Linked DNA regions of Homo sapiens: all the other regions are linked to region 4. Evidence: chromatin contacts called from ENCODE Hi-C or POLR2A ChIA-PET data. All regions are on one chromosome and are shown on one strand. The core of a region is the stretch at or near the end of the contact, and the rest is flanking DNA. Distances in the headings are between cores, read along the strand shown.

Region 1 (6,429 bases), core at 1,262-3,761, 310 kb before region 4:
GAGTTTAACTACTTTCAGACAATTGTAACAAAGAGGATCTCTTTGAATCTCTCAAACTGCCTCTGAGGGAGTGGATTATTACAGTTCAGGTAGTGGAATTGAAAATGAGGTTGGGAAGTGACCTACACCTTTTCTCCAGGCTTGCAATACAGGGAGACCTTGAGCCCAAAATATGGTGTCACCTGTCTCCAAGTGCCATGCATTTTTTCCCCAAGCAAACGATGCTTCCCACAGAGAGTGCTAGAAAAGTATAAAATATTACCTCTAATAATAATGGTGCAAGTTGTTTTAATTAAGCCAAACGACTGTTAGAGAAAACTTGATAATTCCTGTCTTCAGTCTTAGGATGGACCCTCAGAGAACAGACACAATTTATCATTGTCTCAACCTAATATCAGTTTCCCTTTCAATATAGACAAGGCAGCAAGAAGGCCGATCCTGTCCTTTATAAATCTAAGCCAGAAATTTAGATTCTACCCCTAGCACTTACATTTCAAGTATAAATCTAATTTCAAAGTACTTACCTTGTCAATATTTCACAGATTTTGAGAAAAACGTTATCATTCTTTTTGTTCTCTGAATACTCTATTTGCTTGCTATGCTGTTTCTGAAATAACACTTGGAAAGGCTATTTTCTGTTAGATTCTACTCTTTTATCTAATGCTAATTATGGATTCCTGTTTTTTTCTTATGATGAAAGATTCTGAGAGACCATTTCTTTCAGTATTTCTGAAGTTTATTTGGCTAGAGAACAGCCTCCACCTCCACTCCACGGCTGTCACTAACCCAGTGCAGAATACTTAACACCTGTGGAATACACCATGGAGAAACACAGGGTTCCTCCGTTAAGAGTTGTCTCTTACACCAAAGAAGACAGCTTAAAACTTTCAGTGTTCGAGCCTAGAAGCAGTAATCCAGTACTATTCTTACTGTCATAATCAGAGACCTACTCTAATACCTCTCTCTCGATAGTGTTTAGGGCTCAATACCTCCTAAGAAAAATGAACAACTGTGTCCAACTTATTTGTTAATAAGCAACTTCTAGCATATTGTATGGGTAATAAAACACGATTGAATATTTGTGGTGGGAGGTGCTGAAAGGGAATAGTTTGTGTTATTTTTGTTTCTCGTTTCTTCAGAAGTAGAAGTGTGAGTTGTATCAGCAACATATTCACTGTAGCATATTAATTCCTCATGTTTGCAAGACCCTTTTCAAGATGCCTACTTTCACAGATGTGAAATCTCAAATGCCTACACAACAGCCCTGTATGACATGTAATCCTATTTCTGGATGAGAAAATAGAGACTTAAGAAGATAAGTGAGCAACCTTGTAGAGGTACCGCTGCTTAAAAACAGCAGAACGTTGAAACTGGGGTGTGCTGAGTTGGGCATACTTCTTCACTGCAATGCCTCTCGGGGTTTTGATATCATTGTCTCCAAGACTTTCTAGTTCTCTTACTGTGCGGCTGTTTGGATTTTAGTCTGAGTCTATTATCTAAGCAAAGATTTCTTTTATCAGAGTGGAGGTTTGCTGCCAAATAGCAAAACAAAGACATTGTGAAGCAAACCTTTCTCTTAAAAAAAGACATTCTTGTAAGTATCAATCTTAATCACTAATATGTTTGTTTCTGAAATACCCGAATCTCTTACTAAAGGCAAGTTAACGTTATATGATCCACAGGTGAGTTACTGAGCGACAGATTTTAGAGGACTCCGTCAAAATTGTCTTAACATAAATCTCCTACGGGATTACCAAGTGCCAAGAACTTTAAGTATAAAGACAAATTATTCAGAGATCCTGTCTCTAACAACTCACAGTTTGGGAAGAAAGAGACATGAAAATAGGCAATTACAATAAAGTCTAAGCTCTAAAACACAGGTATGAATTCAGTGTTCTGAGACGGAAGAAGGCTGCCAAAAAAAGATGACCTGTAGTTTGATCTTGAAGAATAAATTGCGTACAACAGCCGGAAAAAAAAAAAAAAGAAGAAGAAGAAGAAAAGAAAGAAGGAAGAAAGTTAAAGGCATTTCAGGAGGAACATGTATATCTAAAAAACTGTTAAGAGGAAAGGCTGGGCGTGGTGGCTTACGCCTATAATCCCAGCACTTTGGGAGGCTGAGGGAGGCGGATCACGAGGTCAGGAAATCGAGACCATCCTAGCTAACATGGTGAAATCCCACCTCTACTAAAAATACAAAAAATTAGCCGGGCATGGTGGCGGGTGCCTGGTGTCTGTAGTCCCAGCTACTCTGGAGGCTGAGGCAGAAGAATTGCTTGAACCCAGGAGGCAGAGGTTGCAGTGAGCCCAGATCACATCATTGCATTCCAGCCTGGGCGACAGAGCGAGACTCTGTCTCAAAAAAAAAAAAAAAAAAAAAAAGGGAAAAAAACAGAACTAGGATGAGAAAAGAGAAGTAAGATATGGTCAATGCCAAGCCTGTTTTAAGTAATGGGAAGTCATTATGAGATTTAAAAATGGGAGCTGAGTTTTTATGAAAGTCATGCTTCTGAAGTAAGTGTATTGGCAAACATCTTCTAACACCAAGACCACTGACACTTTCAAAAAAAAAAAACGCAGCCAGATATCGTGGCATTCTGAGCAATTTAGTGGCTAATATGCTTTAAAAAGGACTGATGTTTACTAAGCATGGCAGAGCCTGCTAACTGCTCACCAAAATCCATTTCCTCCTCTTGCTGGGCACACTGCTAGACTACATTTCCCATGCTCCTTGCAGTTAGATGTGGCCTTGTGAGGCACAGGAAGGATGGAGACTGGGCCCTGAACTACCACATGGAGATAAGTCACTCGCTGGCCAGGCTGACCTGCCTTACGGCAATACAATATGCTCAAAGGTTAATCGTTGAAAGTCATGGGAAATTGAATGCTTTATATTCTTTCTATGTTTCTGTATTTTCCCTTCTTAAAATAAAGATTTTTTTTTTTTCAGCTGAAAATTATCTAAAACTGGTTCTTCTTTGCCATTCCTCTTTTCTTGCTAGGGGCCCAGGTGATTGTCATTCAAGAAAATACTTAATATGAAGCCAAATTTACAGCCAAATCTGGGTCTAAATCCCTGGTAAACATTATGGGTGGGACTATGCAGTAATGAAGACTTGCTTCTGAAACAAAATGTACACATGAATAGGACCCTTGATGAAGAAGGAAACTCCACTAGATTAAGAATAACATACATAACAGTATCTGTCATATTCATATAACACTTCATGGTATTTGATTATACATTTACATAGAAACCCATAAATACAGAAGACCTGACTATTCAGAATATCTTTAATCTTAGTTCTGCCTTTAAGTTGTCCAGTGATTTTGCTCAAATCATTTCCATTTTCTGAGCCTCAGTTTCTTTATGTGTAACATGTTATTTTCAAAGCTTCCTTTGGTTCTACTCTATCATTTTTTTGTGCCCATTTGTGCCCATAGTATGCAAGACACATATCATTACCAATCTTTAGAGTGAAATCACAGATATTCATATTTACAGATCCTTTGTAGTCTATAAAAATAGACACACTGAGTAAGTGGAAACCTCATTATGACAGAGATTTCCATTTATGAGAGGACTTAAGCCAGTTGTCAGCATCCCCTGAAACATCCAGAACTTCATTCAGCATTCTGAATCTGAGTAAGCAATGGGCAGGTCACAGGGTTTCTGCAGCCTACTGAACTTTCACTACACTTGGGGCATGAAATCAAGAACACACAAAGGTTAATCACCTTATCATCCCACTGCCCCTTTTCTGAGTGGAGAAGAAAAATATCCATCATCCTTTCTAAAGGAAAAAGGAAGCATGGGAAACAGCCCGCACTAAGGTGCAAATGGCTCCCAGGAAAACACCACACCATCTTGCATCTTTGTTACTACAATTTACCTACTTTAACCTGTGTGCTAAGGATCCAATTTACAAAATGGATACCCACTATCTGTCGCAATGTCAGCCCCCTGAGTTCCTCTGGGGCTGACCTTGGCGTGATCATTTTTCTTTCTTGAGTGCTTACCTGCTGTTGATTTCTTTGTTACATGGTGTTAGATAACTCAAATTTACTGCAAATCTGAACCTTACCAGAAAAGCACCGCTCAGGCGGATAAAACACCGGGAAAAGGCAGCCAAGATATTCAAAAAGATTACATGATAATGAATACTCTATCACTCTGGGTACCAGAGCTGCTCATTTTTCTTGTCCATTTGTAGTGATGTACAAGAGGTTCCTTCCCTCAGAGGGAAAATAACTTCAATTATGTGTTCTTGAAAAAAAAGAAACATTGAAATTATCTTCTTTTCAAAAGGTAGAATTAGCCCCGTTTTAGAGCTGAAAGCCTGCCAGAAAAAATATATTTCTGATATTTTCGTTCTTTTCCCCCCTTCTATTTAGCTGTGTCAAGTCTGCAGTTTGCAATTTCCTGTGGCTGCTTCTACTTTTTGACTCTCACTGAATTATACTCTACTCTCAACATCTCACTGCTTAAATGGAAGGAGAACCCCTTCTGGCCAGGGGCAGATGATTTGCTGGATACCTCTTCTGTTTCAGGTTAAAAGCGATGGCCACAGAGAAGGAAAGAAGTGGAAGGTGGATACCTGACTATCTGAATTGAAATCTTCTAAATGAACACTCCTCACAGCTCCTTGGGATTAGAAAAGCATGCTCTTGGTTCTTCTATTCTTATGTTCCATTTTATTGAAGAATGAATTTTAAGGACACAAAGAGGAAGACCCAGAAATTTTGACTTTAAAAGTTTGATTCTTGCTTTGAAACTCATCCCAGTTGATCTTCAACTTTCGAAATCTTGATTTTCTTAAAATCTCTACTTCCTCATATTCCCTTTCTCATGCCATGCATCGATGCCCATAAAATGCCTTTTCTTAAACCAAATTTGGAGTCATAGCCAAGGATGGATGATTCTGAATTACAGACAGGAGGAGTTGTTGGAAGAGTTACTGCAGCTGGGAAAAGGCCTGGGCATCCAGTCAGGGGGCCCTGGTCTCTGCACACAAGGGTTTTATCTAGGCTGAGCTGGGGGAAAGTGAGGTCTCTCCACACCCACCTCTCTCCGTCTCCACGTGTCAAGGCAGCTATAATAGTGCCTGGGCTTGGAGCATCTGGCTCTTAGGCCTGATGTCTAAGATACTACTTAAGTTCTCCAGTGATTTCTTTTTCTATTGTTGATTTTCTCATATATAAACTGGAGAATAATAATATCTGATTCATATGAAGAAGCTTTGTAACATATTAAATATCAAATAGATGTCAGTTATAATTATCAAGAGGGACAACTTAGAAACCACTAACAAAGATGATTTTCTTCTTGGAAGCAGAATGTTTGCAGAATGAGATCTCTCCAGTAACTCTCCACTTTTCCATCTGCTGATAAAGGACTTCAGTGTAGTGTACCCGAATTTCACATTAATTGTTGCTTTAGCAAGGGATGTAATTACTCTGAGTACTTTTTAGCTACAAATCTTGAAATTCATGCCATTTGGTGAACGTATGCCTTGCTGCCTCTCCAACTATTAATTCTTGTACAGTCTCGCCTTTAGGACCAAAAGACAAATAGTAAAGTAAAGCTCATGCTTGGCTATTTAGAGCAGAGCAGCCTCCCTTAGGCTTCGGCAGACAAGGTACAACCACTGATGTTATCCTGCCGGGTAGGCAAGAAGTAAGAAAAGCGAGTCGCAGAGCAGAAGCGCCAAATCCTCAGAGTCGAGGAGAATCTAGGTCAAAGATCTCCTGCCAACCTTATTCACAGTTCTCATTTCAGGGTTCCTTCCCTCTAAACCTCCATGCGGGCCCTCCGTAAAGGAGAAAGCGAGTTTTCTCGGTGGGGTGAGAAGATCTCTATTTGTGTGAAACTAAAAGAACCTATTTCCACAATGTTATGGCTAAAACATACACTCAGTTTTTCCCATTAATTAGGCTTTATGGATGTTATATATTAGAGATTTGACATAATAAAGGCAAGAGAATTCCAAGACATTATTTCCATTGGATGGCTTCACCTAGGCAAGACCCATGACCTAAAAGTTTGATGAATAGAATGAACCATTATTCAAGGTTGGGTTTTCAAACTAAAACCATATTTTGGCCTTTGCTGTGCCCCACATGCCTGGCAGTGACTCCAGGCACACGTTTCATCTTCATTTGGTTGCCTGGAAGAATGCAATGGGCTAGTTGCTCTAATGTCGGGAAAAAAAGGTTTTATCACCATGCACAGCTTTCTATGCATTGTCCCATAGAAAAACTATCCTCAATTACAAGCTACAGTTTTAATAAAGCACTATCAAAAAGACGGCACAGAGTTTCGGTTGCCACGGCTCCAGCCCTGACTGGTTCTAATTTCCTGTCTGCTCAAAATAAGATTTTATTAATCTGTTATTTTAGATACTTGGATTGTCATAATTCTTGCCATTA
Region 2 (7,092 bases), core at 4,170-6,669, 470 kb after region 4:
AGTTCTGCTCTGTTTCTATAAGGATAAGGAACTCCATGAGAGCAAAGATGAACTATATTGGTTTAACCTGTGTGAAGTTCACTTTAGGATCAGGAGTGGGGTGTGCAACAAACTTCAGAATCCAATTTCACTTTTGAAACCTATTTTCCAGGCCAGATAGAAAGACCACACACCATAACCATCCAGGTGGTAAAGATGAATTCAGGGGAAACAAAATACAACAGAACATTGTATTTTAAAAGTTTCAAACATTTGTCTCAAGATTCAGCTAGCAGAGAACTTGGATCTGAAACTTGAGTCTTTTCATACATTTACTCAACTGATATTTCCTAGGTGCCTACCCAGTGCCAGGTGCTTCACTATGCTGTGGAATAATAGGAATAAATTTAAAACCATCTTGATCATAGGAGCTTAGAGTCTTGCAGAAATGATTTGGCATGTGCACAGATTACTGTAAGTTATGGCAGAGACTTCAGTGCCATGAAAAAGCTCAGAGCAAATTGAGATTCCATCTCACTAAAAGTGCTTCCCAGAGAAAGTGGTACCTTGAGTCTTCACAGTGGTCAAGCAGGATTTTAATTCAGTGTTAATGATCAAGGGATTGGGGACCTCCTTTTTTAATTTTATTTTTCCGTAAGTTATTGGGGTACAGGTGGTATTTGGTTACATGAGTAAATTCTTTAGTGGAGATTTGTGTGAACCTGGTGCACCCATCACCTGAGCAGTACACACTGAACCATATTTGTTGTCTTTTATCTCTTGCCCCCCTCCACTCTTCCCCCCAAATCCCCAAGTCCATTGTATCATTCTTATGCCTTTGCACCCTCATAGCTTAGCTCCCACATATCAGTGACAACATACAATATTTGGTTTCCCATTCCTGAGTTACTTCATTTAGAATAATAGTCTCTAATTGCATCCAGGTCATTCTTTGCGATTCAGTGTTTTCATCTGCAAAATGGGATAATAATGTTATCAACCTCACAGACTTTTTATGAATAATATATGTGTCATTATGTACTAAATCTCTTAGAAAAGCTCCTGGATCATAGTAAGTGCTCCAAAATGTTGATCATTACTTTTATTCTTAGCATTTGAGTAAAATTACCCTAAAATTTCTTGCACTCTCAAAAGAGAAATTCTTAATTCATGCAGGAAGACCCATGCTCATTGAATTCCTTTGCACATTACTGTAGAACCTACTCCAGCCTTTGCAGGTGCCCATGCTGTGTAGTTCACAAGTGTGCTCTGGTTTTCTCTCTCTCTACCCCAAAACTTGTCTTTCTCTGTCTCTCAAGCGCGCGCACACACACACACACACACACACACACACACACACACAGTAATTACTCTCTGTAGAAACTGGACTGTTTATCAAAACCCTGGGTGTAGGAGTGTCTCAAATGATTTCTGGAAACTGAAATGATTTCAGAGATACCAGGCATCAAGAATGTGGGTGTATAATACAAACAATAAGCAAGTTCATATCGAAATCTTTACATTTAGGAGAGGTGGGTTTTCCTTTCTGTTGGTTTCTTTTTTTCCAAAAGCATCATCATTTATGTGGTTTGAAAATGATCTTTCCTCTGGAAATTAGACATCGCAACATAGAACATAGAGATGTAGCTGATTAAGTGTATGAAGGGGCCAATAGCTTTTCAGAGAGGCTTCATCCTCTTTCAGGCATGGCAGCCTACAAGAATGAATTTGCTTTGAGTCATACATTTTACATAAACCAAAGAGGTTACCCCTAAGATGAACTGTCTGGCTTATTGTTCCCTACCCCCACAGCATCCCACATACCATCACAGGAAGGCATTAGCAGTTTCAGGACTTGAACTTTCTCTCAAATTTTTCTTTACTTGAACCAAGCAGAGTTGCTACAGTAAAAAATAATTGTCACTGTGTCGAGTGTAGTTAATGGCTGTGGGCATGTTGTCTTTTTAGATGTAAAGATAATGAGATCTTATTTCCCACACACAATGAGTATGGCAATTAGTAGGGAAAAGTTTGCCCTCCTGAATCCAGCCCTGTTTTCCATCTTTCTGTTTATTTTGTGAATAAGGACAAGCAATTGCTAGAGGCTGGCCAGAATTAGGTTTCTCAGAGATCATCTAGTTCACCACATAACTCTTTCATTTTATAGATGTAGAAACTGAAGGCCAAAAGAGAAAGGGACTTGCTTACGGTCACACAGGTGTTAGAACCCAGAACTCCTGCATCACAGTTCAGGATTCCAACAGTAGGAAAAAAGACTTGAACCTATAAGAACTTCTTCAGAAGCACCAATGTGTTCATAAAATAATCAAAGCGTAATGACATGATACAATAATATATGATCTGAAAGGATTATTATGGGAATAAATAATAAGGAAAGTAAAATATTCATGTAAAATCTTAAATCACTGGCCAGGCACAGTGGCTTATGCCTGTAGTCCCTGAACTTTGAAAGGCTGAGGCAGGAGCACCACTCGAAGCCATGAAGAGGTTGAGACCAGCCTGGGCAACAAAGTGAGACTCCATCTCTACCAAAAAAAAAAAAAAAAAAAAAAAAAGCCAGGCATTGTGGCACATAGCTGTAGTTCCAGCAGCTACTATTTGGGAGGCTGAGGTGGAAGGATGGCTTGAGCTCAGGAGTTCGAAGCTGCAGTGAGCTCTGATTGTGCCAGTGCACTCCAGCCTGGGTGACAGAGTAAGACTATGTCTCTAAAACTCAAAAAACCCAAACAGACAAAGAAAAATACTTTAAAGCACCAACTAGATGGCTGACAAAGACTGCAGAACATCTACTCAAGTCAAGGGGAAAATAAGAATTATTTTCTTCTTGCAAATAAAACAGAATTCCCAAGGCCATTTAAAATGTCTGTTTGCCTATATGCCTTATTTTAGCTGAAATTTCCTTTGCATAATTTAGTCCTAGGAAGTTTCATATCATTCTAGAACTAAAGATAATTTGTCTTAGTCTATTAAATAGTTAGCAATCTTCAGCTAAGCACAAGTTGTAGCTGAGGTCAAAAGTAGAAACACTAACTTTCTCTACGGCATTTGTTGATCTAACCCCAGGGTAGGAAGTCTAAACTCTGAGGAGAGGGTTCCCAGTTAAAGAGGTTAATAATATCTTTGTCACCACAAAGACTTGCCCCCTAGAACCATGGAGATTGGAAGAGATGACTGAAAGTTAATTCAGCCAGAAGATATTTTGGGCTCAAAAATGGAAGTACATACTGCTTATGGGACCTTTAAGATATGAATTTGAGACAAGTAGAGTCGCCTGTGAGATTGGGGAAGACACATTTTACACGTGTGGAAGCAGGATCAGCAGGATCAAACTTGTTTGGAGCCCATAGTAGGAAGTTCCCACAAGACAGAGTGTGGTTCAGAACTTTTGAATAATCTGAAGTGTGAAAACATGGAGCCAGGCTGCCTCTGGATGGAGTGAGCACCGCCCCACAGAAGCTGTTCAACAGAGGCTCTGGAAGGGAGGCCAAAGGGGAAGAGTCAAGTTAAGAGTGGCTGCAGATTGGAGAAATCTCCCCTTTGGTTTTCCACACTCCTAAGAGTCTGAGAGTCTAGAATTCCTTTCTCTAAAGAGGAAAGATACTAGAAAAGCCAGGGGAGACAGAATGACAAGAGGCAGGATGCAAAAACCTTGGGCAGCCTCTCTTCTCTCCTCTCATAATCGGGAGAATGATGGGATTCTGCACTCAGGGAAATGAAAGGGCAATAAACTTCCAAGGCAATGAAAGGCGCTGTCTCTAGTCCTGTATTCAGGCAACATGTGGAAGTCCTTGCTTTCAGACAGATTGTGGGGATTTTTTTTAAACACAAAAGCTTCTGTGGCTGAAGTGATGTGATCCAGATTGTGCAGCTGGAATTGCTCAACTTCAGGTGGCCCTGGGTTGGAGGACTACACCGCATGACTTGGTGTGTGCGGCATTGGCACGGTGTGGCGTGGGGTTTGTGGTGCTGGAATGGTGCAAAATTTCTCTTGAAATGTGTGCTGCTGCTTTGAGAGACCAATGGGATCATTAGAGAATGTCCACTGTTTATTAAAATGAACTCCATGGAGTACTAATCTCATAAGATCCGTGTTCTAGGGCCAAGTAAAGAGGAATGTTGTGTATCCATATTTCCTCCCTGTAGATTTACATTCAAAGGCTCTGAGAAGGGCTGTAGCAAAGCAACCTGTTTCATTTGGAATAATCCTGCTTTTTTTTTTTTTTTTTTTTTTGAGACGGAGTCTCGCTCTGTCACCAGGCTGGAGTGCAGTGGCATGATCTTGGCTAACTGCAACCTCCGCTTCCCAGGTTCAAGCAATTCTCATGCCTCAGCCTCCCGAGTAGCTGGGACTATAGGTGTGCCCCACCACACCCAGCTAATTTTTTTGTATTTTTAGTAGAGACGGGGGTTTCACCATGTTGGCCAGGATGCTCTCGATTTCTTGACCTCGTGATCCACCTGCCTCTGCCTCCCAAAGTGCTGGGATTACAGGCATGACCCACCGCACCTGGCCAATCCTTCTTTTTAAAAACTTATTTGATGGTGGTGTCAATTTTTACCTAAAACTACTGTCATCCTGGGAACTGATGCTCCGTGGTGAACACTGTGGTAACACTTTTGGGCAATTCCAAGGATGACACATAGACTCACAAAATGTTAGAACTGAAAGCAACACAGAATTTAATGCCATTCCCCCACTTTTTGAATAAACTAAGCAGAGGCCTGCAAGGGTTATACCAAAGTAATGACCAACAACCATTAACTCTGACCTGCAAGAACTTGAAATTTTAAAATGTCAACAAATGACTGTGTAACATTAGGTCATGGATTATGATGTAATATTATATTATACATAAGGTTAGACAGCAGTTACAAGAATACTGGACTTAGAATCAATAAAGCTGGGGTCTAATCGGAGGCCTCTGGCTCTGTCACTGTCACTGCTTAGGTCCATCTTTCTACTTTTGTTAGTGTTGTGTGCCCCCATCTCTAAAATGGGAAGAATAATGCTTGTGTGGCTGATCTCAAAAGTTCCGGTAAGAATCAAGACAGAACGAATGTGAAAGTGGTTTATAAATTGCACTGTGATATGTAGGAATCTTCCTTCCTCCTAACATATTGATGTTACAGCAGCATCAGGAGGATGTGAGTATTTTCCATTGCTTTTCTCATTGTGAGGGTAGTTTGCATGAATCTGCCACAGACTCCATCTTTCAACCACTTTCACTGTTTAGTGAGGTGACTGGTTACCTCAGCGAGCCCTCAGCAAATCTAGTTACCCCCTTGAGTGGAATGCTGGATCTGTGATCTTACACACACCTGACTAGCAAGGGAAAGCAGAAAGTTATGAGCAAGGTGAAAGTCTCAGCAGATTTTTGGACATTTGACTTCTAGTACTCACAGACACCTATGAAAAAAACAAAGGCTTCCGAATTTTGTGTTGTTAGGACTCAAAAAGAAGAAGAAAAAGAAGAAGAATTCAATAACAGTCATCACCAAAAGACAGAAAGAGAGGAAGACAGAATGTCTGCATTGAGAAAATCTTGGTATCTTATCTCTGGGATGTTATTGATGATCTGAGTATAGTGCAAAATCTTAAGTGAAATGAATTGGTGGTTTCAGTTCCGGATATGGTATGCAAAGAAAAAAAAAATTTGCTCTTTGAAATTCAACGCTTCCTCGTCTGTGCTTCAGGAAGCCACACGCCTGATGTTGAGCGTGGAAACTGACTCATTTCTAGCCCTTTGAGATTAGCCTCTCTAGCCCCCAGACTGTGGGCAGGATCTGGGCCCTAATGGGAAACTAGAATTGGGTCTGTCCAAACCTGGAGGAGAATCAGACACAACCTCATCGGATGCACATCTCTTTTAGGGTACTCAGCCTCCCAGAAGTTTCTGTAGGCAGAGGACCTTCTATACAAACTATCTCCAAAGCTTTTCAACTTGTAATTGGCAGTAGGTAGGTTGCCTGAAGTGGCAAAAAGCAAAAATACAAATACAGTGCTTACCAAGCACTTATCTTCAGAGTCGTGTTAAAGTAAGCTGGCCAACTGCCCCCCACTCCTCCCTTGGTGGAACAACACGTCTCTGACACTTTCAATTTAAAGACTCACATGTGTTTTCTCACCAACAAGCCCTAGGGAGTAACGAAACTTTCTTCTCCTTGACTCTCCCAGCAATCTGTTGATTTGGTGTCAACAGGTATTACAGGTATCTGTGTGTCACTTAGGCATTACATTTATTTAGAAAAGAAAAGTATGTTAGAGACTGGATGTCTCCCCCTGCCCCATTAAACTGACACAGGGAACCCCAGGATGACAGGGAGTTCAGATCTTCTAGAAGTGACCACTCCAAGCTTCAAGCTTGACCCTTTAGACCTTAAATCAGTGGTTTCCAAACTTTTTGCATACCCTCCCAGTAAGAGAAATAAACACTTGAAATGGCTTTTTTGCTTAATTCTGATGGACACATTAAAAAAACAAAGCGTTTGTCTAGAGGTAGTGAGAAGAATGCTGATTTAAATGAGAAGACAATGAGAGGCAAAGTGATGTTGGGGGCGGGGTGGGGAGAACAACTCGAGACTTGGCCTAGGGTCAGAAGATCTGAGTTTACTAACTTAATCTCACTAAGCCTCACTTTCCTCATCTGTAAAGTGTGAATGCTAATTACAAAATGAGATCACATATGTGAAAGCGTTTGCCTTATAAATGGTAAGGGATATGCAAAGGTTCATAGCTATTACTATGTATAAGCTTTTAAATATTAATGATTAATTTGTGTTAGAAATGAAATTTCAGACTTCATCATAGAATAAGGTTTAATCTTTCCGATTTTCTTATCTGCAAAGTTTTTATAAAACATAGTTGTCCGCATTATTGATTTATTTGCATGCCACTTACTTTAAAAAAGGATTTGAAGTAACATATACTGTTAGTCACAGAAATTACAGGATCATTAAAACACAGATGAAAGATTAAGACCTTGTCATGAAAGGACAGCTCGAAGAAAAAAACACAGAATAAGAATAATTTTAATCAAGCATATGATGTGATTTTGAGCTTCCCAGCAGCTTAGACAAGAAAGGAACATGCAT
Region 3 (6,593 bases), core at 1,783-4,282, 290 kb before region 4:
GGTAGAATTCATTCTCAATATTTAATAATATTATTAATAATATCAATGGCTACATTTATTGAGTAATATATTTTGTACAGAGCTCTGGGCTGAGTATTTCATATGAATTATTAATATTTAAAAATCTGAAAATGTTCATAGGAAAGGTATTTATCCCATTATACAGAGGAGGAAATCTGGGATTAGAGAGGTGAGCAATGCATGACACCACTCTAGCTTTAAGACTGTCAAACTTCAAAGCCTGCCCTCATACACATTAGGCCAGGGAAGCGCCTTGACTACATCATTACATCATCACATCATCATGATGGAGGAAGAATGAGGATCTCAAAGAGTGGACATTCCCTTATAGGAAGGGGATAAATAATAAATAAGTCATAAATGGGTAATTTTTTTTTTAAGAAAAGTAGTAGAGAAGCTTGTTCAAGGGAGCTAGGGAAGAATGTATACAACTCAGTATTCGTGGTAATGGGACACCACGTTAAGGCAAATGGATTGAATTTGGGAAGTTTCCTTCTTTGATTGAGAGGTGAATAATTCCCAAGGAAATGGTCCAGCTTGCTTAGCTGGGTTTATCCATTTGAGGGTGTTCCCTCAGGACTGCAAGTTTAGCAGTTAGCTTTCTGACCTCACATCAAGGGCTGCTGTGGATGGAAGGCATTCTTGCCATGCGGGTCCCGGACCCGTAATTGCCTAGTGGCCCCATTAAACAAATTAGATAAGGTATACAGACTCTTTGGCATGGGGCTCAAGGTCCCTCAGATTTTGGCACTAAATTTGTTTTCAATCTTATCTTCTACTTACGTGTACACCCTATTCCAGACCAGTTCATTTGCTCTTCTCTCAATTCAACCACAGAGACCATTTTCCACACCGAGGCTGTGGACCACACTATGCTCACGGCTGTGAACACCAACAGCCAGCCATTCTCTGTAGGGTCAAACATTCTCTGTAGGGTCAATTCTGCTAGTCTTCAGATCCTAGTCAGATATCTTGTTCATTAATTCACTGGGCCCCAAACAATGTCCTCCTTCTCTCACTCCCTCAGAGCACAGTGTCGTCATAGAGAGAACATACTTCAGAGCCCACTGTCTTGCACCACTACAATTGATAGTATGACCTTGGGCAGGTTCCTTACTTTCTCTGTGCCTCAGCTTCCTCAATGCAAAATGGAAATAATCACAGTACCCACATTTCAAAGGGTTGTTTTAACAATGACATGGGTTAAGAAAACACATGGAACAGTGCTTGACATATAAGTATTTGGTAAATGAATAAATACCTAACTCTTCTGAGGCACCAATTACTGACTAGCCAGTAGTGTAGTTATATGCTTTTAGCACATATTCAGGGATCTTAAAATATTTGTTTCATTAATTCTGCCAATTGAATACCAACAAAAGAGTCTTTGGCTAAGTTTGAGCACCATCATCATCCTATACCATGCATGAGAGATGACACAGTAACACAGGGAGAGAACTAGTAAAAAGAAAATTTTGTTTTTTTTTTTTTCAGTGTTGTATAATTTTGGTCTCAGATTGACAAGCCTCAGGGAATAAAATATGTATTTACATAAAAATTTCTGGTAATGGCATATTGAAAAGTAATTAAATGAAACAACAGATTCTATTTGCTGACGGCTCCATTTCTAACACTAACAGCGTATGGGACAAAGTTTTGACATAAGACCTGGACAGCCCCTCTCCCAAGTGGTTTTTAGCTATAAGCTATCAGTGAAGGACCTGACTCACCTATGAGTTTTCAAGTACAGAAAGACCTTTGGAACATGGAAGAACTTAATAGGCATTAGGTCACTGGCATAACTCCATGGATAAGGTGAACATAGGTGTTTCATAATGTAAAAAGGTGTACTTTCTTCTTTTTCTCTGCCAGTTTTTTATCCCCAAAAATGTTCAAGAGAGAATTTAGCAACTGAGAACCTGGAGAAAATTTTAGAAATTTTGTAGCTTAATGGTTCTCAGCCTGTTGTACATGGAACTTGATGTGTCCGTGATAAAACTGTCTAATGGAACTTGAGAGGCTGATTTCAAATTTTTAAAAGTCTAAAAATATGCAAACATTTAACCGAGATTAGACTGTTTATTGACTGAATATCAACTCAGTGCAGTAAGAATGGTTATGTCATTTCTGATCAGCCAATGCGTATGTGTCTTGCAGTTTGACTGCAGAATCTTCAGCACAAAGAGTTCGAATATGAAAAATAACACAAAGTTCTCTTGTTCATGTAAAGATATAGCCTGAGATTAAAATGACAACACTCCGGTTTCCCGACTTCAAGTCTAGTGTTTCCTCAACTATACCATAGCTTATTGGAGGGTCTTTGAAGGGATATTTTTGTGCCTACGTGTAAATTGTATGCATAATGTGTTTGAATCCATAGAATAAGGTTTCTTGACCCTCCCACTGTACACTTACAATGGCTTTGTTACAGTAGGCCATAAATCTGTAGACAATTAGAAACATACAAACACAAATGTATATCATGCTCCCCACCCCGCAACACAACTCTGATTTCCTGACGACACATTTTCATAAACTTATTTTTTAACAAATTACAAGGGGTCTTCCTTCATTTGGGGCCCTGTGCCTTTTTGTTAATTTAGGAAATAATCAGGGTATACAGTCAAATAAATACCCAAGTGAACAAGGCAAATGGACACAGCAACTCCTACAGACTATTTCCCTAAGAAACCAGGCAAAAGGCAGGCTTTTGACTAAATATAGAACTAGCAGTCAAAATGTGCAAATAGAAACTTCCAGTTGTGGACTGGTGGGAAACCCCAATAGGCCATCTCAGCAAACCATGTACAGGAGGTGAAATCAGTACTTCCTTAAAAGATAATTCCAGTAAAAGGAGCACATAGGGTTCTCCAATGTGTCTCCTAAGTCATTTATGAGAAAGAAAAGGGGAAAAAATGAGTCCTGCTACCACTGAGACGCCCAGGTCCATGGCCCACAGTCTGACTCACGGTCAGAGAACTAAACTTGAGAATGTGTATAGACATCCCTTTACCTCATTATGCTTGGTCTAAGTGAATTTAAAAATAGGCCTTGGAGAGTTCCTGGACTACTCACAGCCATTGCCACAGAGTCGGTAACATAACATGTGACTTAAGATCACCTTTGTACAGTTTTGCACTGACTCATTCCTACCCAAATGGACTTTAGATGAAAAACTAATGCTAGCTTTCCCTCATGCTTTAATTTAGGATCCTATGCTACTGTATACCTTATTCTTCTTTGTGGTCATCCTGTTTTAAAATATAGGAAAAAAGAGAGGTGCTTGAGAACAGAAAGTGATGGCTGCCCCACCTCTATTTTGCTGCCAAGTATGATATACACATCCCTAGTTTCCTGTGTGCATTAGGGCCTGAAGAGTTGCCCTTCTCTGTCTCATGCATATGTGCCAAATCTGTCTCCAGTGACAGAGAGAAACTGCATGTGGTGCCTGGCTTCCGTTTCAGTAAAAAATATATTTATTTGGATTTCAAGATGATTATTGACATCCTTGGACATTCAGTACAACTTAGTAATTTGCATGGGTGTTTACTCCGCTTGCCAACATGAGCTACAATTAGGGTGAATATCAACTTTTTACAAAAACAGACTGGCCTAGTTCTACTCCTGAAATGCCTGCTCTCCAGCTTCCCTCAAACCCCATTCACTTGCCAAGGTAACCATAACAAATGCTGGTGCCTGTTGCTTGGCCTTAGCCTGACCAAGACACAGCCCTGATAGGCACCTGGGATAGTCAGGGCAGGGACAGCCTACAAAACGAATTCAGACTGGAAAAGTACAAGGTGAGAGCTGCACGGTGTAGATGTGTGTGCACTGACACATATGCTAATAAACGCAAGAGATGGAAAAGAAAGGCTCTTCCTCCTAAAAATCACACAATCTGTGTTACCATTGGATTGAAAAGTCAGTAATTTCTTGCATATGCATCATGAATTTAAAATTGGAAACAATTTTTCTTTGTGTGACATTTCTTGCTTTGCTATTAATATAGCAAATTCCCAGAAGACAAAAAGGAGAGAATAAGGAAATAGAAAAACCTGAATTCAAATCTTGCCATGGCCAAAAACTAGCTATGCAAACCTGAGCAGGTCTCAAGGCCTCAGTTTTGCCATCTGCAAAAAAACGAGGATACAGTATGAATACGGTATTCACTTCACGGGATTATGGTGAAGATCAAATAAGACAATATTGTCATTCATTCTTCTAACAAACATGAATTAGGTTCTTCCTCCTTGAAAGGTGCTGTTCAAGGTGCTGGGGATACAGCAGTGAACACAACAAACTCCCTGTACTCATAGAATTTGGATTTGTCAGTGTTGGGGCTGCTGTATGTGTGAGAGACAAACAATATGCACACACATTAAAAACATACATACTACACATCATGCAAACAATATCAGGATAGTGGTGAAAATAGATGTGAAAGAATTTTGTATATAGAAAAATGGCGTAAAAGTCAAAGTATTATTTAACATTATTACACAAGGGTCCCAGACATAAACTTTCTGCAATTACACGATTTCCTTCCTCCCTCCTTTTCCTTCTCCTTCCTTTTTTCCTCCCATAAGTATTAGTTAAGAGCATACTTTGAGAAGTGCATCATGGTGTAGTTTCTTAAGGGAATCTGATAAATTAGAAGCATATCCTGTCCGCAGGAAGCATACAGATGGCATAGAGTTAAGGCATTACAAATCTTTACCCTAGGTACAATGTGACAAAAGCTGCTTATCTTAGAGAAGGTAGATCAAATGCTATGAACATTTTGGAGGGAAAGGCTCTTCCTGAACCTTCTGGAGGTAACTCAAAGGGGACTGGAGATGTTGAGCCACTGTCCCAGGCAGAGTGAGCAAAGAACTGTGCATCCTAACAAAGACTTCTGGTACTCGGTAGCTCCTAGTGTACAAAAGGGAAATGCGGCCGGGTGCGGTGGCTCACGCCTGTAATCCCAACACTCTGGGAGGCCAAGGTGGGTGGATCACGAGGTCAAGAGATCGAGACCATCCTGGCCAACATGGTGAAACCCCATCCCTACTAAAAATACAAAAGTAGCTGGGCATGGTGGTGTGCACCTGTAGTCCCAGCTACTCGAGAGGCTGAGGCAGGAGAATCACTTGAACCCAGGAGGCGGTGATTGCAGTAAGCAGAGATCATGCCACTGCACTCCAGCCTGGTGACAGGGCGAGACTCTGTCTCACAAAAAAAAAAAAAAAAAAAGGAAATGCACCTGGGAAGATAGAGCTGGGGGTCTGTCAGCTGGAGCTGCATTCTCACTTATGCTCCCAGCTCCGTTTACTCTGTACCAGAAAGTCTTCATGAATGCAAGGATACTCAGTGCTCCAGCGCTGAGTATGAAAGATAAAACTTGCGTTTCATAATGAGACTTTCCCAGATTTCAAAGTTTGAGGTGACATTTACAGAAGCTCCTTTTTGCTAACAACAGCACAATGATCCTTTCAAAGATAATTTCTAAGTAAATGATAAGTAAAGTCATCTTCCTCTGTTGGGTGTGCAGCTCCAGTTACTTACTTCCTAAAGATAGGCTTTTAAGAAAGCTGAGACCTTTCCTGTAAACTTAATAAAATTATTATTTTCTCTTTTTGCTGTCTGAATGCATCACTGTTATTTTCTGCTACTGATTTGAGGGTAAGGTGGGGTAGTAAAAAAATGTTCTCCCACTATTGCAGGCATCTGAAATATGAAGTTAGAGAAGTAAGTTATGCTTTTTGGCTTTATTTCAAATACCCTTCTTATTATGAAGAGTGTGAACTGGAAATAAAGATGTCTTCTTTCATATGAAAGATTGTGAGCATTCTTGCTTGATAGTCCAAATAAATGGATGAAAGCTGCCAACAGTATGTGGCTTCAAATCAGCTTGTTCTTAAAGTCACAGAGAACTGAGACAATCTGAAGCGATCCAATTTAGAAACACTCCTCTAATTGTTACAATTTCAGAACAAAATCCCAGCAGAGGGTAAGTAAGAGCATATGAAGTCATAGTCCATATTTCCAGTTTTCATGAAGGTTGGAAAGGAAAGAAAAAGATGAAGAAAGAGAACGGAGAAGAAAAGAAGGGGGAGTAGCAGCTCTGGGTTTATAAAATAGCAATTTTTCAAAATAAAACAACATTTTTTCCTCTGATGAGTGCTCCTTTGGGCCACTAGTGAATGTTTGTTGACTCCTATTCACCAATGATTCTAATGACAATTTTGCTGTTTCTTCCTCATACCAGAGGAGATTAAAACCAATGAACTTTAGAAGGTAGTGGGAAAGACTGTGAAAGGCAGCACAGTGACAGCAGAGATGGCCGCTGACAGCCTGGGGGGATAGGAGGAAAAAATTACTGAGTTTCAGCAGAGCATAACAATAGATGGTCATGGTGATGACCCTGAGTCATCAAAAGGTTTCAAATGCTTAGAATAGCCCCATAAGAAAAAAGAAAAATATGCCATGCATTTTAATAAGGTTTTTATCCAAAATCTTAAAAATTGTTTATTATTAATTTTGTCTCTGATGGAGGAAAAGTCAGATGTAAAGTACAAAGTGACTAACCAGAG
Region 4 (6,468 bases), core at 3,217-5,716:
GAGTTCGAGATCAGCCTGCGCAACACAACAAGATGTGTCTCTGGAAAAAAAAAATAATAATAATTTCTAAAAAACATTAGCTGGGAATGGTGGCTCGCCTCTCTAATCCCAGCTACTCGGGAGGCTGAGGTGGAAGGATCACTTGAGACCAGGGGTTCAAGGTTACAGTGAGCCACGATCATGCCACTGCACTCCAGCCTGGGCAATAGAATGAGACCCTGTCTCTAAATAAGTTTTTAAAAATCAACTTTATTCTAAAGCAAAATATAAGTATATTGCTAAATTTAAAATTTTTAATCCACAAATAATAGAAAAATAAAGTGGTACCAGAGATATAAATTATCAACCTTCAAGGACCATGAGATACAGTTTTAGAAAACAAAGAAATCCAACTTCATGCATTATATACTCTGAAATATAATTTTTATTTAACTCTAATTCCAAGAGCCTAGAGAAATTATTTCTCAGTATTTGAAATGGTATGAAAAACAGGCAAGCTTCTCACTAGTTTTTGTAAGAGAGGCTAGTTTTGCAATTTCACATTTAATAGCAAAACGATTGGAAGCATTTTCAACTGGGGACCTTTTTCTTAAGTCATGTTGGAAGTTGTTCCACTTTTATTTCAAGATTTTGAAACAGAGACAAAATCTGGTTAAGCATTAACCAATGGCAACACAGTAAAAATGAACCAGGCTGTTTCAAATCAGTTTCAGAATCACATCTATGGACATTATCCCTTTTAAGTTTCCCTTGATGAGAGAACTGTTGTAGTAGCTTCTGTATTTTTATCAATTATTGACCACTGTGTAAAAATATAAAATAAAATACATGAAAAATATACTCAGCTAATGTTCTGGGGAAATAAAACACAAATACATACACACACACACACACACACACACACACACACTTTAGATATTTTTAAAGAAGTAGCAAAGGACCCAACATTCACCAATACAGAAGTTTAACATCCTTGAAGTGTGAAATTGTTAATGAAGACATTTTATCTAATGTGGAGCTCAAGATGAAGCTTACCCACCATCTGTGAGTTCATTTGTACATGTCCAATGACAAGGAACTCATTACCTTACAAGACAGCCCCTTCCATGGCAGAAAAGTTATGACTGCTAGAAAGTTTTCTGCAGCTGAAGCCTGTATTCCCATAAGTACCACCTATTGGTCCTACCTGTGCCCTCTAGAATCACAAAACCTCTAATACATAGCAGACCTTTATATATTTCAGGTAATTTATTTGTTTCCCACTCAGTTTACATCTTTATGTGTTTCAGCTTTAATCAGTCTAGTTCTTCCCCTCTTTAAAAAGTAGCCTTACGACTTTATAACCAAATATTAAAGATAAATTTTTAAGTCTCAAACCAGTAGCTTTCAAACTTTTCCTTAGCAAAATAAATGGTTTCTTCATGCCAAATCATAAACAAAACCCCAAGTATAAATAGAAAAATTAATAAAACCATTACAGGGGCATTTAAATCATCACACTTTGGCAAAACATACTTTAATTTGGGGGAAGCATAAAATGCATTATTGCCCTAGTATCTCCAGTATGCTATAAGCCAGACTGGAAACCCACTGGTCTAAAATATTACAATACTGTGAGTGAAGAAAAAAACAAAATTGGTATCTACTTTATCTATATATTCCTAGGACCTAATACACAGTATATCCCATCATCAGATCTCAGCAAGTGATTGTTATATAAAAGAGAAGGTAAACTTAAACCCATGAAAATACTAAGACTTAAGCTCTGGTTTCGAATCGTTTTAATTCACATTTCAAACACTGTTCTTGAAGGCTCTGTATAATTAGGATGACCATACATCTCCAATTTATACCTGCTGTTCTGGTGTAATTATTAACAGTGCCCCTTTGCAAAAGTGTCCCAGTTTTGACGATAACTCATATAATCACCTACTGAAAACACTGTGTTAATGAGGTTTTGGTCGTTTAGTCCAAGTGAATCCTGAATACAGTCAAGTCCTCTCCCAGAAGTTCCATATGGCTAAAGCCCTCCCATACTTTTGGTTCATTACTGGCGTGGATAAGAGGCCACAGCAATTAGCAACGGGAAGTAGAGGAGGCTTTGGGGGCTTCCCTGCTTTAGGAGCATGTGCTCTTAAGAAGGAAAGAAGGTACTAAAATGAATCTTCGGGAGAAAAGCAAGATATAGCAGAAACCTAGCAGAAACTATTATCAACTAACCTATTCACTCAGCCTCTTTCTCCTGAAGCAAAAATGTCACTTTTTCTTAAAATAAAAATAAAAATAAATCAAGAGTGTTTACTTCAATTATATCTTTAACACCTGACCCCACACATACGAGATTATCAGTGATTTTATAATATATACTTGGTTACAAGTACTAGAAGGACAATATGTTGCCTGATTCTTAATTTGGAGCAGGAAAAAAAAAAATGTGTCTAAAATACATCCAAATGCACTCACTAGGGTACAATGTAAAGGTGGAAGGGATTACTAACAACTATTTCACATTTCTAAATTGGGGTTACACAGAGTTGAGGGAAAAGTCAGAAGAATTCAGTGAAGGCTCAACATTTCGGAATGTTTCAAGGTGGTTCTTTTATGGCCTATTAATTCCACGTGCAGTTGCCTTGTGTCTGGGTGGGTTTTGTTACTGCAGTGGCCTCCCATCTATTCCAGGACCACCTCCTTTTTCAATCAAGGTTGCCTTATAAATGCACCTCAGTATCTGGCCAGGATGGTCCCAGTTGCTCATTCTGCTTGTTTTGGAAATTTCTTTTACCTATTTTGCCTGTTTATTGTCAAGACAATTTAGAAATTTTTGGTTAAAATTCAAGAATAACTGACCTGTGAGTTGTACTGTGATTGCATGAAATGTAGGGAAAACAACGGTTTAACAACCTCTATGTTTCCTTTTAAGAATAAGCCTATTTAGTTTGTTATAAAGAAACCATTTTACATTAATTCTCATTGCAAAACTTGTATTTGGCTGGTGAGGAGGAAAGTGGGGTCAAAACAGTGCAGCGAGGGAGCAACAGCATAGAAGGTAGGCAAGCTTTTTTAAGACAGAACTCCCCCCAGACATGGTAAGCACTGATATGTTATAATATCGCATGTCTCCATGTAGTACTTTCCAAGATGTTTGAAACCAAAACAGTTTAGAATACTCTCCCACCTCAGGGTCTTCCCTCCTTACAGCATTTTTCTGATAAATAGGAATTCCCCCTTAGGGATTCCCTAAAGTAAAACTGTTGCAGTCCATTCTGTTATATAATTAACTACACTGACAAGTAGAGATGTAATAGAACGTAATTGTTACTCTGGTTCCAACTTAATATCTACTACACACAAAGCCTTATGGAAGACATGCCCGAAATATGAAAACCATCACCCTTAATGTGGTGGATATGGTAGATCGACACTCAAACTTCCCATATTGCACAGGCTGTCTTGCAGGTAAGGTTTGATTGCAAAAGAAATTCTGCCAAAATATATGTAATTGGCTTGATATTTGAAAGGCAAAAGTAAGATGGAAGACATGTTTCTGCTGTTTGCCCTGTTTTCTGTTAGAAGAATGGTGACACAGACATGGGGTTTTTCAGCATCTGTGTTCTCATATTGAGTCTTCAGCTTGGTGGCTGTCAAAAAGCAGCCGTGACAAAAAGAGTAAGTAGCTGGACTCATGTCTCAGTGTCCAGCTACCATCATTCTGACTATGGCTTTTGATCTCTGTTTCACAAGTTTTGTGATGTATCACTGAACTCAGTAATTCCCATGGTGGCTTCACCATTTTTGTCTTGCTTGATTGTAGAAAATGGAATAATTTTGTGCAGTTTTGTGATTCATTTCTGGAGACAGCCTCGATTCTGCTCCATGCAGTCCATCTAATTACTTCTGTGAAACACCCTGTATTAAGTACCTTCCACTTAAAATATCTAAAGTGGTTTGTTTCCTATAGTGAATCCTGACTGAAACTCCCTCAAGATCCTTACAAACTCCCTCAAGATCCTTATGGGCAATAATGATATTTTATCAACAACAGACAGGTTCAAATTCATCAAGCAAATAAATCCTGAGTGCCTATGCAAAGCACTTGGATCACCTCTAGAAGAGCCGTGCACAGAGCACACCCAGTGCCGTCCCTCTCAAAGCTCCCAGTCCAGGGGGAAGAGGCATGCTACAACTCCAGAAGTACTGAGTGATATGGAGGAAGCCAGCAGAAAGCCGAATCTAGTCTGATCTCCGCACGCTAGCCTCAGCTCTATCACTCACCAGCCCTGTTTTCTAACCCAGGGGGCTAGATGAATGAAAGTCCCTTTCTCTCCAACATTCCACACCTCCACAGATGAGTCTTTGTACTCATGAGGGAATTTACTTGGATTTAAGTCCTAACAAGACTTCCTAAATCTTCAGTTCCCTAAATCTGAAGGTCAGAACACAAAGGTCACATAACACACATGCCCGATACAGTTTAAAAGGGAATAGGAATCTGTGACCCCGAAGTATTCTGTGGCAGCCTACAACTAGAAAGCCTCGAGGAGAAAAATCCAAAATTGTGGTTGCAGTACTTGTTAAGAACAGCAGAGAACAAACAGTGTCTTCAGGGTCTCTCTCTTCTTGGAAAATTTCTGCCTCCATGTCTGACAAGAAGGAAGATTATTTACAGACACTGGTTTCTCTTAAAGTACTCAGACCAATAGGTATAGTAAAAGAAATATTAGGCAAATGCAGTAATGCTTAGATCTCTCAAGAAAAGCCACTAATTTCCTTATGTGTCAGACAAGAAAATCTTTGAAACTCATAAATGAGAAGGAGTTTTTGTAGACGGAAAGAAAAACAGCAAGAGAGATCTAGTAAGACGTCTAAACCCAGTTCTGGCACCCGGTCCAGCAGTGGCTGCAGGCCAGGGCCTTCCAGGCCTCACTGAGCCTTAATTTCCTCACCTGTAAAATGGAGACAACAATCCTGCCTAGCTTATCCCATGGGTGTTTATGCTGATCAAGTGAAATACTAAACGTAAGAGCATTTTGTAAATAGCAGAGTGATATACATGTGAAGGAAGACTATTAATAAAGGAATTTCAAAGGAAAGCTATAAATAGTACTTTTTAAAGCCCAGGCAGCAAAAGAAAATGTAAATATAGCAGTGATTTTACAATTTTGTGATCTAGAGGAAGAAATGGTGATCAGAATTGTGACAAACAATGATGTCCAAAAGAGAAGAGAAACCAGCTCGGCTCTGTCATAATTGTCTCAGTTCCTGTACCACACACAACAATGGAAAGATTGCAGGGAGGGGCAGGAGCAGGCCTGTGACTGTGGCACACCAAAGACACGGAGACACAGCTCCAAGAAAATGACGCTTCTACCTCTGTAATAATAACAGTCAGAATCTCATGCTGTGGGTCCTCTATGGATCTGAAAGTGGCTTATGCAAGTGACTTTACCACTTTCTCAGTTTTATCTCTTGGAAGGAACACAATTGGACAGAGTGAGGCCAAACTCCAGGTTTGCTCACCTGGATGAACAGAAATGCAAAGGCAGATCTCACCCACAGTTAGATTTCAGGACCCAGAGGGGATAGGCAGGTTCAGACAAGATTCAGGCAACAACTCACCCAGATTTCTTTCTTTTTTTCTTTTCTTTTTTTTTTTGAGACGGAGTCCCATTTTTTTTTTTTTTTTTTTGAGACGGAGTCCCACTCTGTTGCCCAGACTAGAGTACAGTGGCACAATCTTGGCTCACTGCAACCTCTGCCTCCCGGGTTCAAGTGATTCTCCTGCCTCAGCCTCCTGAGTAGCCAGGATTATAGGCTCCTGCCACCACACCTGGCTAACTTTAGTATTTTTAGTACAGATGGCGTTTCGCCACATTGGCCAGGCTGGTCTCGAACTCCTGACCTCAGGTGATCCACCCACCTTGGCCTCCCAAAGTGCTGGGATTACAGACGTGAGCCACCACGCCCAGTCTCAGATTTCTAAGAGACCATGGAGGGAAACTAAGCAGGAGGTCAAGCACAGCCAAAACTGCTCAGTGCCCTCCATCCTCAATCCACTGTCAAGCGGTCAGGTTAGCAGACAAGTAGAACTGAGCCAAAAGTCAAGTCCCAGGCCCTTGGGCACAAAGGCACAGGAGAAGTTCTAGTTCTGAAGCAAACCAGTGACCTATTAGTCTGTACTGGGGTGTAGATATCACAAAGCTCTCCAGGGTATTGGGACATCAGGTGACAGAGAGGTGAAATAAGTGAGATAAATTAACTCTACCTATAATTCACATAAAAAGAGACATCAGTGGCACACAAATATACCAAACACACACACACACATACGCACACACATACATACACACACACAACTTAAATAATAATCAGGGAAATATAAATTAAAATAGCCATGAAATGCTTTTTCAAACAGTTTGCCAAAAAAATGAAAGATTCATAAAATTCACCATGGGACACGATTTGTCAGGA

What was found. A loop is a pair of places that touch in the nucleus more often than their neighbours do. ChIA-PET counts read pairs that join two places held with the same protein, here RNA polymerase II (POLR2A). Pooled maps may share reads with other maps.
Region 1: a loop to region 4 is called in a pooled map, with 4 times the contacts of the local background. The contact joins two enhancer-like sites. A Hi-C loop is called at or near these places in 5 of 50 pooled maps. POLR2A ChIA-PET finds 5 or more read pairs at or near these places in 2 of 52 experiments (CD4-positive, alpha-beta T cell and activated CD8-positive, alpha-beta memory T cell).
Region 2: a map with no recorded cell type shows a loop between it and region 4 (7-fold over the local background). The contact joins two enhancer-like sites. A Hi-C loop is called at or near these places in 1 of 168 maps with a recorded cell type or tissue (naive thymus-derived CD4-positive, alpha-beta T cell), 3 of 37 single-sample maps with no recorded cell type and 9 of 50 pooled maps. POLR2A ChIA-PET finds 5 or more read pairs at or near these places in 1 of 52 experiments (OCI-LY7).
Region 3: a pooled map shows a loop between it and region 4 (5-fold over the local background). The contact joins two enhancer-like sites. A Hi-C loop is called at or near these places in 1 of 168 maps with a recorded cell type or tissue (Caco-2) and 8 of 50 pooled maps. POLR2A ChIA-PET finds 5 or more read pairs at or near these places in 4 of 52 experiments (CD4-positive, alpha-beta T cell, MCF 10A, activated CD4-positive, alpha-beta T cell and 1 more).

Annotation. Positions count from the first base shown.
Region 1 is chr3:188,697,898-188,704,326 of GRCh38, reverse strand. All of the region lies in intron 7 of LPP (LIM domain containing preferred translocation partner in lipoma), which reads right to left. Among named protein-coding and RNA genes, the nearest start is that of MIR28, 12 kb to the right of the region's middle. Within about 2 kb of position 2,511, at least 4 of the 41 ENCODE cell types and tissues checked have a DNase peak (open chromatin) inside an H3K27ac peak, as active enhancers do.
Region 2 is chr3:187,917,843-187,924,934 of GRCh38, reverse strand. No RefSeq gene overlaps it. Among named protein-coding and RNA genes, the nearest start is that of LINC01991, 55 kb to the left of the region's middle. RefSeq lists an enhancer at 5,498-5,677. Within about 2 kb of position 5,419, at least 7 of the 41 ENCODE cell types and tissues checked have a DNase peak (open chromatin) inside an H3K27ac peak, as active enhancers do; they include OCI-LY7, where a contact is called at or near this core.
Region 3 is chr3:188,679,655-188,686,247 of GRCh38, reverse strand. The region is part of intron 7 of LPP (LIM domain containing preferred translocation partner in lipoma); the gene reads right to left. Among named protein-coding and RNA genes, the nearest start is that of MIR28, 5.8 kb to the left of the region's middle. Within about 2 kb of position 3,032, at least 9 of the 41 ENCODE cell types and tissues checked have a DNase peak (open chromatin) inside an H3K27ac peak, as active enhancers do.
Region 4 is chr3:188,388,994-188,395,461 of GRCh38, reverse strand. All of the region lies in intron 3 of LPP (LIM domain containing preferred translocation partner in lipoma), which reads right to left. Among named protein-coding and RNA genes, the nearest start is that of LPP-AS1, 180 kb to the left of the region's middle. Within about 2 kb of position 4,466, at least 18 of the 41 ENCODE cell types and tissues checked have a DNase peak (open chromatin) inside an H3K27ac peak, as active enhancers do; they include OCI-LY7, where a contact is called at or near this core.